Linked DNA regions of Mus musculus: region 2 is linked to region 1. Evidence: chromatin loops called from intact Hi-C (ENCODE). Cell type or tissue: heart. All regions are shown on one strand. Each heading gives the region's core, and the rest is flanking DNA. Links, peaks and the distances in the headings are about the cores only.

What was found. A loop is a pair of places that touch in the nucleus more often than their neighbours do. Peaks named below come from ENCODE experiments on the same cell type or tissue, not always from the same donor. Only the 100,000 strongest peaks of a DNase experiment are listed, where the experiment ranks them.
Region 2: a loop joins it to region 1, with 4 times the contacts of the local background. A loop is called at or near these places in 23 of 42 quality-filtered maps.

What each region holds. Positions count from the first base shown.
Region 1 is chr2:150,663,731-150,671,720 of GRCm38, forward strand. It overlaps Acss1 (acyl-CoA synthetase short-chain family member 1), which reads right to left and starts at 4,510. Exons shown (of 14, transcript NM_080575.2): 1 at 4,155-4,510. The coding sequence starts at 4,467. E130215H24Rik (RIKEN cDNA E130215H24 gene) reads left to right here and starts at 3,764. Exons shown (of 2, transcript NR_040331.1): 1 at 3,764-4,227; 2 at 4,731-5,202. In heart, for the core only: no CTCF peak of the experiment used is centred there; DNase peaks (open chromatin) are centred at 2,311, 3,681, 4,531 and 6,111; H3K4me3 peaks cover 2,087 bases; H3K27ac peaks cover 2,470 bases; H3K27me3 peaks cover 403 bases.
Region 2 is chr2:150,558,231-150,566,220 of GRCm38, forward strand. No RefSeq gene overlaps it. Among named protein-coding and RNA genes, the nearest start is that of Cst7, 8.2 kb to the right of the region's middle. In heart, for the core only: no CTCF peak of the experiment used is centred there; no DNase peak of the experiment used is centred there.

The DNA of each region.
Region 1 (7,990 bases), core at 2,055-7,054:
ACTTCTGTTTGTGCGGTGTTCCTAAAGTATCTAGAGGCCTTAGTGGCATTCAGTGGCAGAGTACCAGCCTAGCCTCTGTGAGACTCTGGGCTCCATTCCCAAAAGAAAAAACAAAAAAACAGAAAAACAAAAAACAACCAAACAAAAACACCCAAGAAGACTCTCAATGGATAGTTAAAGTTAAAATTAGTTTATTCCAGCCAGGCATAGTGGCAATATGCCTTTAATCCCAGTACTAGGAGGTGAAGGCAGAGGCAGATGAATCTCTTTGCATTCCAGAACAGCTTGATCTACAAAGTAGATCTGAGACTTACTGCTAAACAAGCTCACGCTTTCTAGCTCTTTCTGAACTCTAGCTGGCTGGTCAACTCAGCTGTTCTAGCTCAAACTTGTCTCCAAGATGACCGATTCAATCTGGCTTCTCTTAGTTTCTAACTGAATTGCTCTCTTTGGCCTCATACTGACTTTAGCAAGTTGTTTGACTCTTCTGGCTCCTCCTCATTCTCTGGCTTGTTCTGTCTTCACCTATGTCTAGCTTGTTATCTCTCTGCAACCTGTCCCTGTACAAGTGTCCTGGTAAAACTGCCTCCCTCCCTCTCCACCCTCTCTCTCTCTGCACTGCTCTCTTAAGTAGCTTCCCCTTCTTCTCTCTTCTCATGAGAATTGGACAGATCCTATCATGTCAAATTTTTCTCCAGTTGGTCACTTTGTCTGCCACTCAATTAAATGTCACTTTCAAACATAGGTGCTTCCTTCTACAAACTAACTTTACCTTCATTGTTTGGGATTAAGAGTGTATATTCCAGCCAGAGGGATTAAAGGTGTGTGCTAAAGGCTAGGCCACACCCGGACTAGAAACAGGTATTTTTCAGTAAATAACACAATCTCAGGGTTCACAGTGTGATCAAATATCCTGCAACAGGGTCTGTTTCAGATGGGCACAATACTCAGCAGCCTCCTGAAGGACAAACCAAGGTCACTGCTTCCCCAAATGCTTCATTAATAATTAACAGCGATGAGTGGTTAGGGCTGCACTGTGCTAAGAACAGTGTCAAGAGCTTTAATCTCACCTAATCCTAGCAAGAGCCCCGGCTGCGTGTGCTGAGAACATCATCTGATGGGGCAACAACGGCAACCAAGTACCCTCCCCACCCCAGACAGCCTGCTCAGCAGGAGCCTTCATTCCTACCTGAGTCTCTTGACCCTCAGGACACAGAACCTTCCATGAACCTAGCCATTATACCATGAGATGCTTTGTGTGGTTTGCAGGACATGTTTCAGTTGAGCCCAGCCTGAAATTTCACTTATCACAACTGTACAATCCATTCTCAGGAACCTTGATGAAATAACAGAGGATGGCTATTTTTACAAACAGTTATTTAGCTCATGCATCTAGAAGTTCAAAGGCTTGTGTCTGGTAATGCTGTCTTTGATGAGTGTGCCCTAAAATGAGGCAGAGCATCACGTGGAATGAGACATCCATTATCTCTTCTGGCCACTCCCTCTTATAAAACACCAAGATCAGAACCTTTTATCTCAGCCCGGATAACCTCTCCCAATCCTAGCTACCTCCCTCATAATAGCTGACAAGGGGACTTTACTGAGGAGCTTAGGGGATGAACCATATTCTAAGCATAGCACCCACCACTCAGGCCTCAAACCAGGAGGTGAGATATCAGGGAAGGGGAGAGAGTAGACCCCCGTGGGCCCTGAGAGTCCTGACCTAAGACCTCAGGATAATAAAAGGGTCATTATCCAGCAGTACAGCTAAATTAGAGTATGGAACAATGGTAACTACAATAATATTCCAGGACACACTGCTCTCTTTAGGTCAAATATAAGGAAACATGTGAAATGCAATGAAGTAAGAATTAAGACCTCAGTGTAGCCCAAAAGACCCAGCTGAAACCACCAAACTGTGCTGTGTGTGCTGTGCCAAGCACCTGCAGGGCCTGTCAATCACAGCTGGAAGACACCCAGCCACGGGGTTTCTAAACCTAAGAGTCTAGAGTGGGCCCCCGAATTTGCATCTCTAAAAGCTTCCTGGTCCAGCAGCATTGGTCTGGACCTTTGAAAAGCATTAGCCTGAAGATCACTGGAAGGATAATAGTGCCACTCAAATTTTTGGAACAAGTTGTCATTATCACACATAAACAGATCAGGCCTAAACAGCCCAATGACTTAACAACTCTCTAAGTGGCTCCCAGAGCAGCTGCAGTCGGTCTGTTCCCTGTTCACACTGTAACCCCTGGAGGTTGCAGAAACGGGCAAAGGGCAAAGATGCTGCTGACAGATAGGAAGCCAGACATTTGGAGAAGCTGCTTTCTTGCATGTCAGTTTGGCGAAGTTCAAACTCTGTCTGGCTCACACAGCTCTAATAGTAGAAGAATAGAGGCCAGAGAATTCCTAGAAGACCACACCCAAGCCTCACCATAAGGCTGATACCACTTCTTATCAGCTACAAGCTTGGTCGTCCCAGCGGCCTTGACCTCTTAAGGGAGGAGAGGTTTCCAAAGAAGCCGCACACTTTCTGCCCCCTTCCTTCTGCAAACTGCTATACTCACTTGAAGGACACTTTCTGCAAACGCAAGAACTTCTTAACCCAAGTTGAAGAATTTGCTGACTCAAGTCTAAAGGCAACACTTATCTAGTAAAAGACTCATTTAGATTAAACTTGTCAAGTGATATAATATACGGGGGAAAAATGACTTGTCCAAAGTTTCTTTAAAGTTTTGTGCTTTAAAAAAAGAACAGGGGGCTGGCAAGATGGCTCAGTGGTTAAGAGCGCTGACTGCTCTTTCGAAGTTCCCGAGTTCAAATCCCAGCAACCACATGGTGGCTCACAACCATCCGTAATGAAATCTGATGCCCTCTTCTGGAGTATCTGAAGACAGCTACAGTGTACTTACATATAATAAATAAATAAATAAATAAATAAATAAATAAATAAATAAATAAAAACAGACCCTATAATTTCTGAATATATTAAATCAGAACTGCTACAGCTTATTGATCACCAGTAAGCCTGGACAGGTTACTGTATCCCCACCCCCAGCACTGCGGTACAGACAGCATAAGAGGTGAGTATTGCTTTCTCATTTTACAAATGGGGCGATTGAGACGCACCAAAGCTGAAGAGGTAGTGAAACTGCAGACACCAGATTCCACCTCTAACTTTGGTCCTTAAACAAAGCATCACCTGCCACCTCGTCTTAAAGACCTTCAGTTCGTCCCTTACGCATCTCTGACCCATCCAACCCTCGCTCCCATCCCACAGGAATGCAAAAGTTCCCAACCCTCTGCTGTGCACCAGAGACACAGCCTGTCTGTCCAGCCCCTCTCAGTCCAACCCCTCCTTCAGTTCTCGGCTCCTCCGTGTGTTTCCCTGCCTCCACCCTCAGCAGAATCCGGGCTCATCAGAAAACTGACAGCTAGAGTGACTGATGTGTCTCGTTTAGAGATCAAGGGGGAGGCTGGTACATAGTCCAAGCTGGCTTTGAGTTCAGCTCCTCTTGACTCAGACTCCGGAGAGCTGAAGTTACACCTGCCTTTGACACTGTAGACGTTTGTTTTTGGGGTGCAGTTCTTAGACCGAGAACTTCCTGCCCACATACCCCAACCGGAGGAGATAAGCAGTTCCCTCCCAGGGGCTGACACTTTCTTCTTCCTGCACCCACCAAGCTCTGTTTACACTGCAAGGTTTGTCCTCAGGGGAGCCTCGAGCCCTAGCACCTGCAGTTGCCGATAGCAACCTATGTACTTTGCGTTTACCCTGCTGATCTGGGGGCCCTGAGTCAGAAAAGCCTGGACTCTTGGAGCATGGGCTCTCTCCATCTAGGCCTATCTGGGGTCCTAAGCTTTGTGTCTGAAGACAAAGCCCCCTAGAATCTGTGTTAGGGTAGAACACTCTGAGGTTAAACCGGGTATCCCCAGTTTCCCGCTAGAGACAGCGCTGCAGACTTGGGAGGGTAACTGCTGCTTCGCCAGCTGCAGTCTCTAGATCCGGTGGAATACAGAACAAAGTGACGTGACCCAAGGATTAGGGTGGGTGGTGAAGCATTCTGGAGAAAAGAGCCAAGGCCTGGGGGCAGCTGCTACTGACTGGAGCCTCCCGAGTCTCGGCGAAAATGAGCTGGACCCAGCAAGGCACTCACCAGACACATTCAACTGGCCTCCCAGGAACCAGCCGATCTTGCCCGTCCTGAAGTCACAGTCCCAGACAGTATGGTAAGGAGTGTCCCAAACTAGTGTGTCACGGGCCAGCGGCCCCCAGAAGGCGGCCGGCTCCTGGGCTGCCTGAGCGCTCAACGCGGGGTACGAGCCTGGTTGCGCTGCTGCAGGAACGCAGCCCGGGAGTCGGGTGGCGGTCGAGCGGGACACGCTCAGTGACCACCCCGATTGTCCAGAGCGCCCTTGCAGGCCACGCAGCAGTCGCCCCACACCGCTGCCGAGGCTGCGCGCCGCCATCTCGCCCGACGCCCCACGCGGGTGCGGTAGCCTGAGCGCCCCTAAGAGTCTCCACGGCCCCGCCCCGGCTCCGCCCCCGCGGCCACCACCCACTACTTCTCTCCCGGAGAAGCAGCTTCCTTGAGCCTGCCCCTTCCCACCTCTTCCCTCCTGGACAGGGACTCCGGGAGGTGGGTAGAACTAGGTTTTGTTGTGCGCCCAGTCCGGGGCTAGCCCGCGCTCTCGGCTTCAGTTTCCTGGGTTTCTGCGATCTCTTTTTACAGACCAAATAACTTTCTGGCTGGCGACAGAAGCTGCAAGTACACGGTTGGCCCAGCCTCCGGACCTGGGACACAGGCAGCGCTCTGAGATAAGATTGGGAACGCGTCTAAGTGGTCATAAGAGCGAAGCAGCTCACAGATGGTGTGGATGAACCGTCAGTTGGTTCAGCATACCATAGATTGAAGTCAAAGCTTTCCTCCTTAGGAGACCTTCTGAGAGTAAAGCCCTCTCCCAATGGTGTGGGCCTGTACAACCATGCCACACACACATAAATCACCCGCAGCGGGCTAAAGGGCTGATGAGCAACCCTGGGGGCCTTCAAACAGGAAAGGAGGTGCTATGAAGGCCTGAGTCCAGTAACAATATTTTGGTTACCAGCTGCTGACCTCTGCCAGGGCAGGTACCACTTCCTTGGGACCCTTTGCTGATTCCAGGTGGTGGGAAGCTATGGGAAAGAATAAATCAATGTCCATATCACATTGGGCCTCGTTGACCATCAGCTCCGTCATGAAGTTCAAGTTTTTGTTACTGAATAATCAAGAGTAAAAAGAAATGTGTCTCTACCAAATACTTAAGAAGTGAATAAATAATAAAAAAAATAAACACTAGAGGTCGGAGACTTTGGAAAACTGGTTTGTGGAGTTCTTCGGGCTGGCAAAGACTTTTTCCTGTTGGCAATGACAGCTGTAGATAGGTAGTTTCCTTGGAGGGGATACTGTGGGCAAGCTGCTGAGGAGGAAGGCGGTGCCAACAACTAGCACAGGCATATGTCCTGCCCTCAGCCAAGCACTTGTCCTTAATTCAAAAGTTAGGCAAGTGGGCACAGTGGTGCACATCTGGGGTCCCAGCTATTCACGAGTCCAAGGCAAAAAGATCACACCCTGGAGACCATGAGTTTGAGAGTAGCCTGAACAACATTGCTAGTCTCCACCTTAAGAAACCAAATCAAACCAAAAGCTAGGCTAGGGCCAGAAACAAAACAATGGAACACAGAAGGTTACATAGTGCTCGAATAAATAAGGAAGCACTCAAGCTAATAAAAAGAGACTTATAAAAGAGCACATTTTAGTTGAACACATAAAGCTATAGGTAAGAGAAAGGGCAGACTCTGCCAGGTGGTCTGAGAGATACCCACCAACACTTCCTCCTCCAGTGTGTACTCGGCATTTCCTGCTCCACCAAGACCAGGAGACTGAGCTGGAGGTGTGGAAGCTGAGTTGGGGGTGTGGCTCAGAGACAAAACACCTGCCTAGCATGCACAGGCCCTGAGTTCTACTGTCAGCATGCATAACCCTCTAAAAGGATGAAGATCCAGGCTAGCTGACCTCCTAGCTTTACTCCAGAGGACATGGCAGAAGTGATACTTTGACAGGCTGGCTAGATGCCAAGGCTGTGTTGAGGAAACCCTGTGTGCTGCTTCTTTTTTTTTTGGTTGGTTGGTTCCCAGCTGCCATGGTGTGAGGGAGTTGGTCCTGCCTTCTGGGGGCAAAGAACCCACAGAGAGACTGAGTTGCACCAGCCCACAACCAGGAACAGCTCTGGACAGATGTGCATCCACCTTGGCTGCTCTATACCAGGTATGGAGCCTCACCCTCAGCACAAAAGGCCTTTCTAGTGATTTGCGAGGTTGGAAGAAGTCTCAGATAATCTTAACTTTATTACTCAGCTGTAGCTAGCTGGCACAAAAACTACTCCTAAAATGTGAGGCCTTCCCTTTGCCAGTTCCTACACCTCATCCCCTGCACGCGTTGTCTTCTCTCTCCTTGTCTTCAAAGTGCTGGAGTTCTCAATCCTCCACTTTCCCCTCCAGGTCCCCTTGTCTTTCAAGCTGGAACCTGGAACCAGAACGTTTCCTCCAGTTTCAGCCCATATTCAAATGTTAGGTTTTGCTTTTGTTTTTTTGAGACAGTGCCAGCCTCAGACTTGAATGACCTTGAACTTTTAATCCTCCGCCCTACCTGCACTTCTTGTGTATCACGCAGATGTGTCACCATACTTTCTATATGGGATGTTGGGAACCAAACCTAGGGCTTCAAGCATTCTAGCCAAATAGTGTACCAACTGAGCGCAGCCCCAGCCCCTATTTAAATGTCTAATTAACCTCTTAAATATACCACATCCTGAAACCTCTTTCTCAAACACTGTCCTTCCAGATTAAAGAAGGTGAATACATGTTCTCATTGTTCAAGTGGCATATAATCTTGTCAACCTAGACTTTTCTCTCATACATGGTACTAGCAACCTATTAGCAAGTACCCCAGGGATCACCGTCAGAATAATAGCCCCTCCCCCACCCCACCACCACTTTTTAAAAAAAATATTATTCAGTGGGCTTGCAGTTGTGTTCACCCTTTTCTTGTATGGCCTAATCAGCTAATGCAGTTTCTTTAAGAACAAAGGTTAAGGGCTGGAGCTATCTGCAGCTGTGGCTCAGTGGTGGAGCTATTGCCTAGCATGTACAAGGCCCTAGGTTCCATCCCCAGCATCAGGGAGAAAAAGGAAGAAAGAAAAGGAAAGGAAGAGTAGGATAGAAAAAGAAAACAAAGATCAGGTGAGGTCTGTCTGCACTCAGAACAAGCCAGTGTCTCCTACACGCCTTTCTTCCCCAGTACCCTACCTGGCAAGGCTCATCCTTCATATTGGAAGAGCTGCCCATGGACTTTACCTCATGAGCATCTTCCAGGCAGCAGAGACATACTGACTGCTGGGCCCCATGGCAGGCTTAGTGCTTCACAACCTGCATTTACCACATCCCCAGAAGCCATATGTGTACAGTCAAGTATGAGAAATGCCCAGGACAGAGGTTTATGCTTATAGTCCCAGCTACTTGGGAATCTGAGGCAGGAGGATCCCTTGCTAGCTGTACAACACAGCAAGATTTTGTCTCCCAAAAGGAAAAGAGAAGAGAAAGGAGATGGGAGGGATCTAAGAGAAAGAGGAGGGGTCTACTTGATCCAGGCCCGCCTCCTGCGGGTGTTTTCTCCACCCTCACTTTTTCAGTCAGCAGCCATACTGGCCTCCTGACCTCCAAACAGCAGGCACACTCCTGCCTCAGAACTTTGCACAGACTACTTCTCTTGCCTGGGTCACTTTGTCCTAGAGACCCATATAGACCACCTCCCTCCACTTCCTTCAGACCTCTTCAAACTCCCTTTGTCCACAGCTCTGTTCTGTCGCCCTCATGGATGCATCACCTTGGCGTTCACACCCATGTCTGACTTCTGACTTCACTGTTCTTGGTAGCACATGTATATAAGCTTTT
Region 2 (7,990 bases), core at 1,734-6,733, 110 kb before region 1:
GGGTTCCCAGTTAAGGATGAATTTTTAAGATGGGTCTTCCACATAATTTCTCTGGCAATGCCATGCCTGTTTTGAAGATTCTTAGCAGTGAGTCACTGACTAAAGTGTGATACTTCTTATAAAGTGGAATGTTACAGCCCAAAGTGTCTCTGGTCATCTTCACACACTTCAATGGCCACTGATGATCCTCCTCTGTATGTGCATCCAGCACCTTTGTAACTATAAGGTCAATTTTTTTTTCAGTGTATGGGGAAGCCCCTAGCTCCCACAAACTCTAGGCTCTGCTTGCTGTAAGAAAGCAAGTGAAATCTAATGCATAGTCTCCCTACTCTGCTATAACCCATTTACCCCAATATATATGTTGATTCCATTGACTTTGGACTTTTTTCCCCGTGACCATGAATGTTATATACCCATGAAGGATTCTTGGTCACTTGGGGCAACCTGAACCCACATTCACTGGCATAGTCAGTCACATTTGGGTTCAAATAAACTCTGGAGCAAGAGCCATCTTCTACCTCAGCACCAGCCACTAGATGTCAGAGTTGTTCTGAAAATGGCCACATTGCAGCTTTCAAATGAAAGTTACAGCAGGCCACACAGCTCTTACAGAGAAACAGAGGCCATGCATGTATGATCAAATCTCCCAAGCTCTGTCTATTCGATGAAGATAAAAGGACGTGTGTTGTGTGACACTACTTCTGGGGAGACTTGTGCAAAGGCTACCTCCCCATAGAGAGGAGACTGAATTATACTAAGGAAACTGCTGAAGTCTGACTTGTTGAACCAATGACTTCAATTGAGAAGACAAGGAGGACAGATATGTCCCATGGAGCAGAAGGACAAAAGCTCACTCGATCTTGATTTTCTGTAGGAAGACAGTGTGAAAGTGGGAACCCAATCTCTTTTGGTACAGGACTTGAACCTGCAATTAAATGTGGATGGGGTTCTCTGAGAACTCTCATCCCTATGGGGAAGTTTCTTTTCCAGGAATGAGGGATGGACATGTGACACCTGTCCAGGCAGAGGTAACTCAGATGGCTTCCGACGACTTTGACCTTAAGGAGCGTATCTGAATAGTGAGATCTTCACTGTGGTGTATTTCTCTTACCCTCTGTATTACTTAGAGTTCTCTGGTGGTGCAGAATTTTAAAAACAAATATGTTAGCCATTTATTAGAATGGCTTACTGTAGGCTGTGGTCCTGCTATTCCAACAATGGCTATCTACTAACAGACCATCCAAGAATCTACTAGTGGTTCAGTCCACAAGACTGGATGTCTCAGCTCTTCGTCAATATATTCCAGGATCCTGAAGAAGCCAGCTCTAATGCCATGTAGGAATGAAGTTGCCAGGGAAAGCAAACAGACAAAGAGAGAACAAGCTTCCTTCTGCCATGTCCTTTAAATAGGCTGCCAGAGAAAAAGTGGATCTTCCTACCTCAAAAGATCTGGATTAAAAATAGATCTTCCCGCTTCAAATAATTTAATTAAGAAAAAAATTCCTCACAAGTATACCCACCCCCTGGGTTTTAGTTAATTCTAGAGATAGTCAAGCTGACAACAAAGACTAGCAATCAGACTTCTTATTTCTTCTCTCTAGAAGTATCGGCTTTCTTTGTGTATATTTGCCATCACAAATCACTCTTTTGAGTCATGTGACTCTGAATGTAGATATACCAGCTGGAGCAAAAAACAAAGGCATTGTAATTAGGGTTTTAACCAGGGAGACACTAATTTAAGCAGCTTTGAATTGTTTTGAGGCTCCAAGAAAATGGCAGCTCCCTGTAAACTCTAAAACAGCAATTCATTTTTGATATTAGATAAATTAAGCTATTTTATTAGAATGGGGTTAGTACATCCAATTTTCTGTGTGATGGGGGAAGAAATACTTTGCACAGATGGTGAAACCTAGCAGTGTCTCCAGCTGTGGTCAGCCTGGTCTAAACACCAGCCTGCACCTTAATGTACGTATCCTGAGGCCCAAGACAAAAGCCCAATTCAGCCAGGCATGGTGGTGTATACCTGTAAACTCAGATACTGAGAGATCAAAGACTGTATGTTTGAGACCAGCCTTGGCTACTTACTGAGAACCTGACTTTGAAAGAAAATGACAGAAAAAGCAAACAAGCAAATAGTGAGCTTATCTTAAAGGGGGAATGTCTAAAGCCTGGTTGAAGAAGAGACTCCCATGCTTTGTTAAGCACCCAAAATGCTTCTCCATTTTTTTCCTTTCTTGATTAAGTGATAAATTCTATTTTCCCCCTATTAGTCTGTATGTTACCAATCTATTTCGTGCACTCCAATTGTCAAAACTTTAGAAAGAAAATTAACAAAGGCCAAACAAGTTTTGAAATTATAAACAACAGTATCCCACTGAGTGCCATTATCTCCCTCATATATATGAGGAAACCGAGGCAAATGCTTAAGGGAAATTGACAGTCATCATGAAAGCTGGAATGGGAGTCTGTTCACCCACCATACGAACCACTCTTCTAGACTTAGTTTACTTTTTATTATATGTGCATGCATGTGTCTGTGTATGATGTCTTCTATGTGCTCTACAGAACATATTATTTAGTTGGAAAATGAGATTTCTTATACCTGGCATGGTAAAAATAAAACCTTGTCCCACAAATACTTCTCAGTATGAAACAAACAACACAATTTTGGACCTGTGAGTCCAAATCCAGTTTAATCCTTGTATCCATATGGTAGAAGAAAAGAACAGACTCTCACAAAGTGTTCTCCAACTTCCATATGTGTCCATTGGTCTGGTTGTGCATACATTAGTAAACACAGATAAGCATGTGTGTACACATGTACACAAACAAATTATAAATATGGGCGGGAGAGTTGGCTCAGTGGTTAAGAGTATATACTACTCTTGCAGAGGACATGGGCTTAGTTTCCAGCACCCATATTAGGCAATTCACACTGACTGTAACTGACAGGTCCAGGGGAAGTGACACCCTCTTCTGACCTCCAAGGGCACCTGCACATACAGGTATACACGTACACATACATATAGTCAGGAACACACATATAACATAAAATAAAAATATATCTTTTAAAAATGTGGACTTTAGAAAAAAACAAAACATTGCAGTTTCATGTAGTCAAAGCAGTGTATACCATTTCAGTAACATTTGCAGAATACATTGATACATATGGTATTGCCTTGGAAGTAGACAACTTTCTACTCTAGTTTTGTGGAGAGTAATTATCATTTGCAACAAATGATGCAGTGAGATTTCACATGAAGTTTCTTACATAATCTTGACAAGCCCCGAGCACTTGTTTTTACCAGGCAGCACAGCTTAGGAAAGTGTGGAAAGCAGAGGAGGTTGGGCCTAGCTGTAAGAACAGGTACACTGTTAGGGAAGGGAAAGAGCCAATGTTTTTAGTCATGAAGTGGTCATTAGAAGTCAGCTAACTGGTCCAGATTACACGCACTGTAAATAGCAAAGCTAGCAGTCAAGCTGTGGGTAACACTAAAATGCTCAGCTCAAAAAACTGTATCTTTTCTAATCTTCTCATCTTATATGGAAGAATCCTGGAAAACATTTCTTGCCTCCTTCATTTATCTCTGGCAGTCATTCAGACTGGCAATCTCACAGTTTACAATGCTTTGCTTACTTTATTTGATATTAAGAAATCTGAGACCAGGGCTGGAGAGATGGCTCAGCAGTTAAGAGCACCAACTACTCTTCCAAAGGTCCTGAATTCAAATCCCAGCAACCACTTGGTAGCTCACAACCATCCATAATGAGATCTGATGCCCTCTTCTGGGGTGTCTGAAAACAGCTACAGTATACTTATATATAATAAATAAGTAAATCTTAAAAAAAAAAAAGAAAGAAAATCTGAGACTAAAATTGCATCTGTTTCCTTCACCAACTCCACTGCAGCAGAGCAGCAGCAGTCACCAAATTGCCTTCCAAGGAAGTGCAAGGCTCTGTGTTCAGATCCCCAGCACCTGTATAAATAGCCATATGTGGTGCTGCACAGCTGTAACTAACACTGAGGAGTGGAGGCAGGGACTGAAAGAGGCCCAGAAATCACCAGCCATCACCATATCCGTGATGTCTTAGTAAAAGACCCTGTCTTAAATGGTAACACGAAGGGTACTAGAGAAAGACAGTGGACCTTGGCCTCCATGCACACTCACTTGGTCCTGTGCATACCCTCATATCTACATGCACACGTAATGCACATTCTCACACTTACCCCAAAACACAAGAGAGCACTTAATACTTAGAAATTCAACACACATTTACCCAGGAATTCATGGAATGAAACATGTACCAACTGACATATAAACAGAAGCACAAACACAGAAGCAAGAGCAAGATACACATGGCAGTCATAAAGAATGAAAAATTATCAGCTTCAAGAAATGGACATAAGGGCTGGTGAGATGGCTCAGTGGGTAAGAGCACCCGACTGCTCTTCCAAAGGTCCAGAGTTCAAATCCCAGCAACCACATGGTGCCTCACAACCATCCTTAACGAGATCTGACTCCCTCTTCTGGAGTGGCTGAAGACAGCTACAATGTACTTACATATAATAAATAAATAAATCTTAAAAAAAAAAAAGAAATGGACATAAATTGAGATTACTGTATTTGATTAATAAATACAGTGTAACAAAGACAAATTATCATGATATCTCATATATTAGGAATCTTTGTGCTACAGAGGTGGATTTAAGTTAAGGGAGGCGTAGGATGGGATTGGAAGATCAAAGAGGGGATAGACAGTACCAGAGTAGACCAAGTTTACATGATAAAAGTGCATGTATGTAAATGTCAGTGAAATTCCTCACTTTGTACAACTAATTCATACCAATAAAAATTGAAAATAAGAAAGAAGGCACAGGGGGCTGGAGAGATGGCTCCAGAGGTCGTGAGTTCAAATCCCAGCAACCACATGGTGGCTCATAACCATCTATAATGAGATCTGATGCCCTCTTCTGGTGTATCTGAAGACAGCTATAGTGTACTTACACATAATAAATAAATCTTAGAAAGAAAGAAAGAAAGAAAGAAAGAAAGAAAGAAAGAAAGAAAGAAAGAAAGAAAGAAAGAAAGAGAGAAAGAAAGAAAGAAGAAAGAAAGCAAGCACAAATTTAAAGTGATAAAAATAAAATGCAAAGTCAGAGAAAGAAAAACAGAAGATAGTTAACTTAGCAATATACCATAACAAGAAGACAAACCTGAATTCAAAAGTCTCCAAATGCATAAAGTCGCATAGCCCAAAAACTGAGAAGACTCTAAGTGCAACAAAACTGGTGGGGGTCAGGGGGAGTTAATTATGACAAAATGTAGCAGATGATCAATGTCAAAGTCCAATCAATCACCAACAACCAAACCTACACCAATCACCAACTTCTCTAAGTCCAACCACCAACTTTCAGGTGCCACCAAACATCTCTCTGCACAATGATAAAAAACCAGGCTCAGCCAGTGCATTACACGGATAGCTGTCTGCTATTCCTCACAATTACATGGCTCCTGATGAGATCACAGCATCAGTGGCTCAATCACAGCTGGCACATCCCCCTGGGCCTTTTCTCATTTCATGTCTCCATGGGCTATCTCTACTAGTTGATTTCCATTTCACAGGGAACATCTACATAACACGCAGCAACTCAAGGGACAAAGGCTTTATTTTGGCTCGTGCTTTGAGAGGTACGGAAGGCCTGGTGGTGGGAGCAGCTGGTGCCCAGACAAGAATCTATGAAGTGACTAAATACATTGGCTCTTTCCCTTCCCTAACCGTCTACCTGTTCTTACAGCTAGGCCCAACCTCCTCTGCTTTCCACGCTTTCCTAAGCTGTGCTGCCTGGTAAAGCAAGTACTCACACATGAGCTTGTGCTGGACATTTCACATCACATAAATCTTAACAAGAGCCTTTTATTTACTATAACAATGAGACAACGAGAATGATAACTATGGAGCCTGCTAGAGTGGTTTTGTGTGCTGTGCTCTGATCCCTGCTGCTGGGTCTTGTGAAGTGCGATCAGGCAAGCTCTGAAGTTTCAACATATTTTACGCAGTTTCCATATGCACCCAGGAGGTGACCCTGTGCCACAGCCCTCTGTACCCCAATCACACCCAGCAAAAACTTGCCCCCCAGGAGTATTGACACTCCCAAGCTCACAGGAAATCCAGGGACAAAGAGTGGATCAGAGATTGAAGGAAAGGCCATCCAGAGACTGTTCCACCTAGGGATCCATCCCATCTGCAGACACCAAACCCAGACACTACTGCTGATGCCAAGATGCACTTGCTGATAGGAGCCTGGTATGGCTGTCCTCCAAGAGGCTTTGCCAGTGCCTGACCAATACAGATGCAGATACTCATAGCCAACCATCAGACTGAGCACAGGGACCCTAATAGAGAAGCTAGGGGAAAGACTGAAGTTGAAGAGGTTTGCAACCCCATACGAAGAACAACATCAACCAACCAGAACCCCTCAAAGCTTCCAGGGACTAAACCACCAACCACAAAAGTACACATGAGGTGACCTATGGCTCCAGCTGGATATATAGCAGAGGATGGCCTTATCTAGCATCAATGGGAGGGGAGGCCCTTGGTCCTGTGGAGACCCGATGCCTCAACATAGGGTAATGTTAGGGCAGTGTAGCAGGAGTGGGTGCATGAGTCGGGAGCTCCCTCATAGAAGCAGGGGGTGAGGGATGGGATGGGGGTTTGCAGAGGGGAAACCAGGAAGGGAGATAACATTTGAAATGTAAACAAATAAAATAACCAATACAAAAGAATGATAATTATGCATGGAACTGATATTTACTAGTCAGTCAGGGAACCAGTATGATGCTGCAATGGCTTTTGCAAACTCTACCTAATATTAATTTTTAAAAACTTCATTATATCTATACTCAATGTATTCATTTTTTATTTTTCATGTATTGAGATTATACTTGTATAATTTTCTCCTTCCCTTTCCTACCTCCAAACCCTCATATATCCCCCCAGCTCTTTCAAATTCATAACATATACATGTAATATATAATACCATAGATATATTTAAAAATCACATTATATATACATATATATATATATATTCAAAAATATAAGCACAAACTGCTCAGTCTGTATAACAGTACTTGTCTGTATGTTTTCAAGGCTAGCAATTCAGTATTTGAGGCCCAGTTAGTATGCTCATCCCTAAGAAAGACCATTTCTGCAGCTGTCAGTATCCCTCAGTTGCTAATAGTTCTTTGTTAAGGGTTGAGGCATCATGAGGTTTTTTTGGGTTTTGGGGTTTTTGGGTTTTTTGTTTTTGTTTTTGTTTGGTTTTGGTTTTGTTTTTCTTTGGCTTTTCGAGACAGGGTTTCTGTTTATAGCTCTGGCTGTCCTGGAACTCACTCTGTAGACCAGGCTGGCCTCAAACTCAGAAATCCTCCTGCCTCTGCCTCCCAAGTGCTGGGATTAAAGGCGTGCGCCACCACGACCGGCACATTATGAGTTTTTACCCACCTACAACAGCATGCCTGGACTTGGAATCCTTGTTCAGTTCATGTTTAGACAGCAATGCTGATGATTTTTTATAGGTGTTGCTTCCACCATTTATAGGAGACACAGTTTACAGCAAACTGCATGATTCTCCTGCTTTTCAATCTTTCCACTCCCTCTTCTGCAATGTTTCCTGAGCCATAGGTGCAGGAGTTGTTTCGTAGGTGTACCCATTTGGGGCTGAGCTTCACATCCTTGCATTTTGATTGGTTGCTGTTTTCTAGAATGGTCTCTGTCTGTTGCAAAGAGAAATTTCCTTGAGGAAGGATGAGGGCTATACTTAACTGTGCATACAAGAACAAAAATTTAGAATGTTAGGGATTATGCTAGTTTAATAAAGTAGCAGACATAGGTTCTTGTACTCCAAGATCCATGACTAGCTTTGTGTCCTTGGCTAGGTTTCCAGTACCAGGCTTGGTTTCTCTCTGGTTGAGCAGGGAAGTCTTAAGTC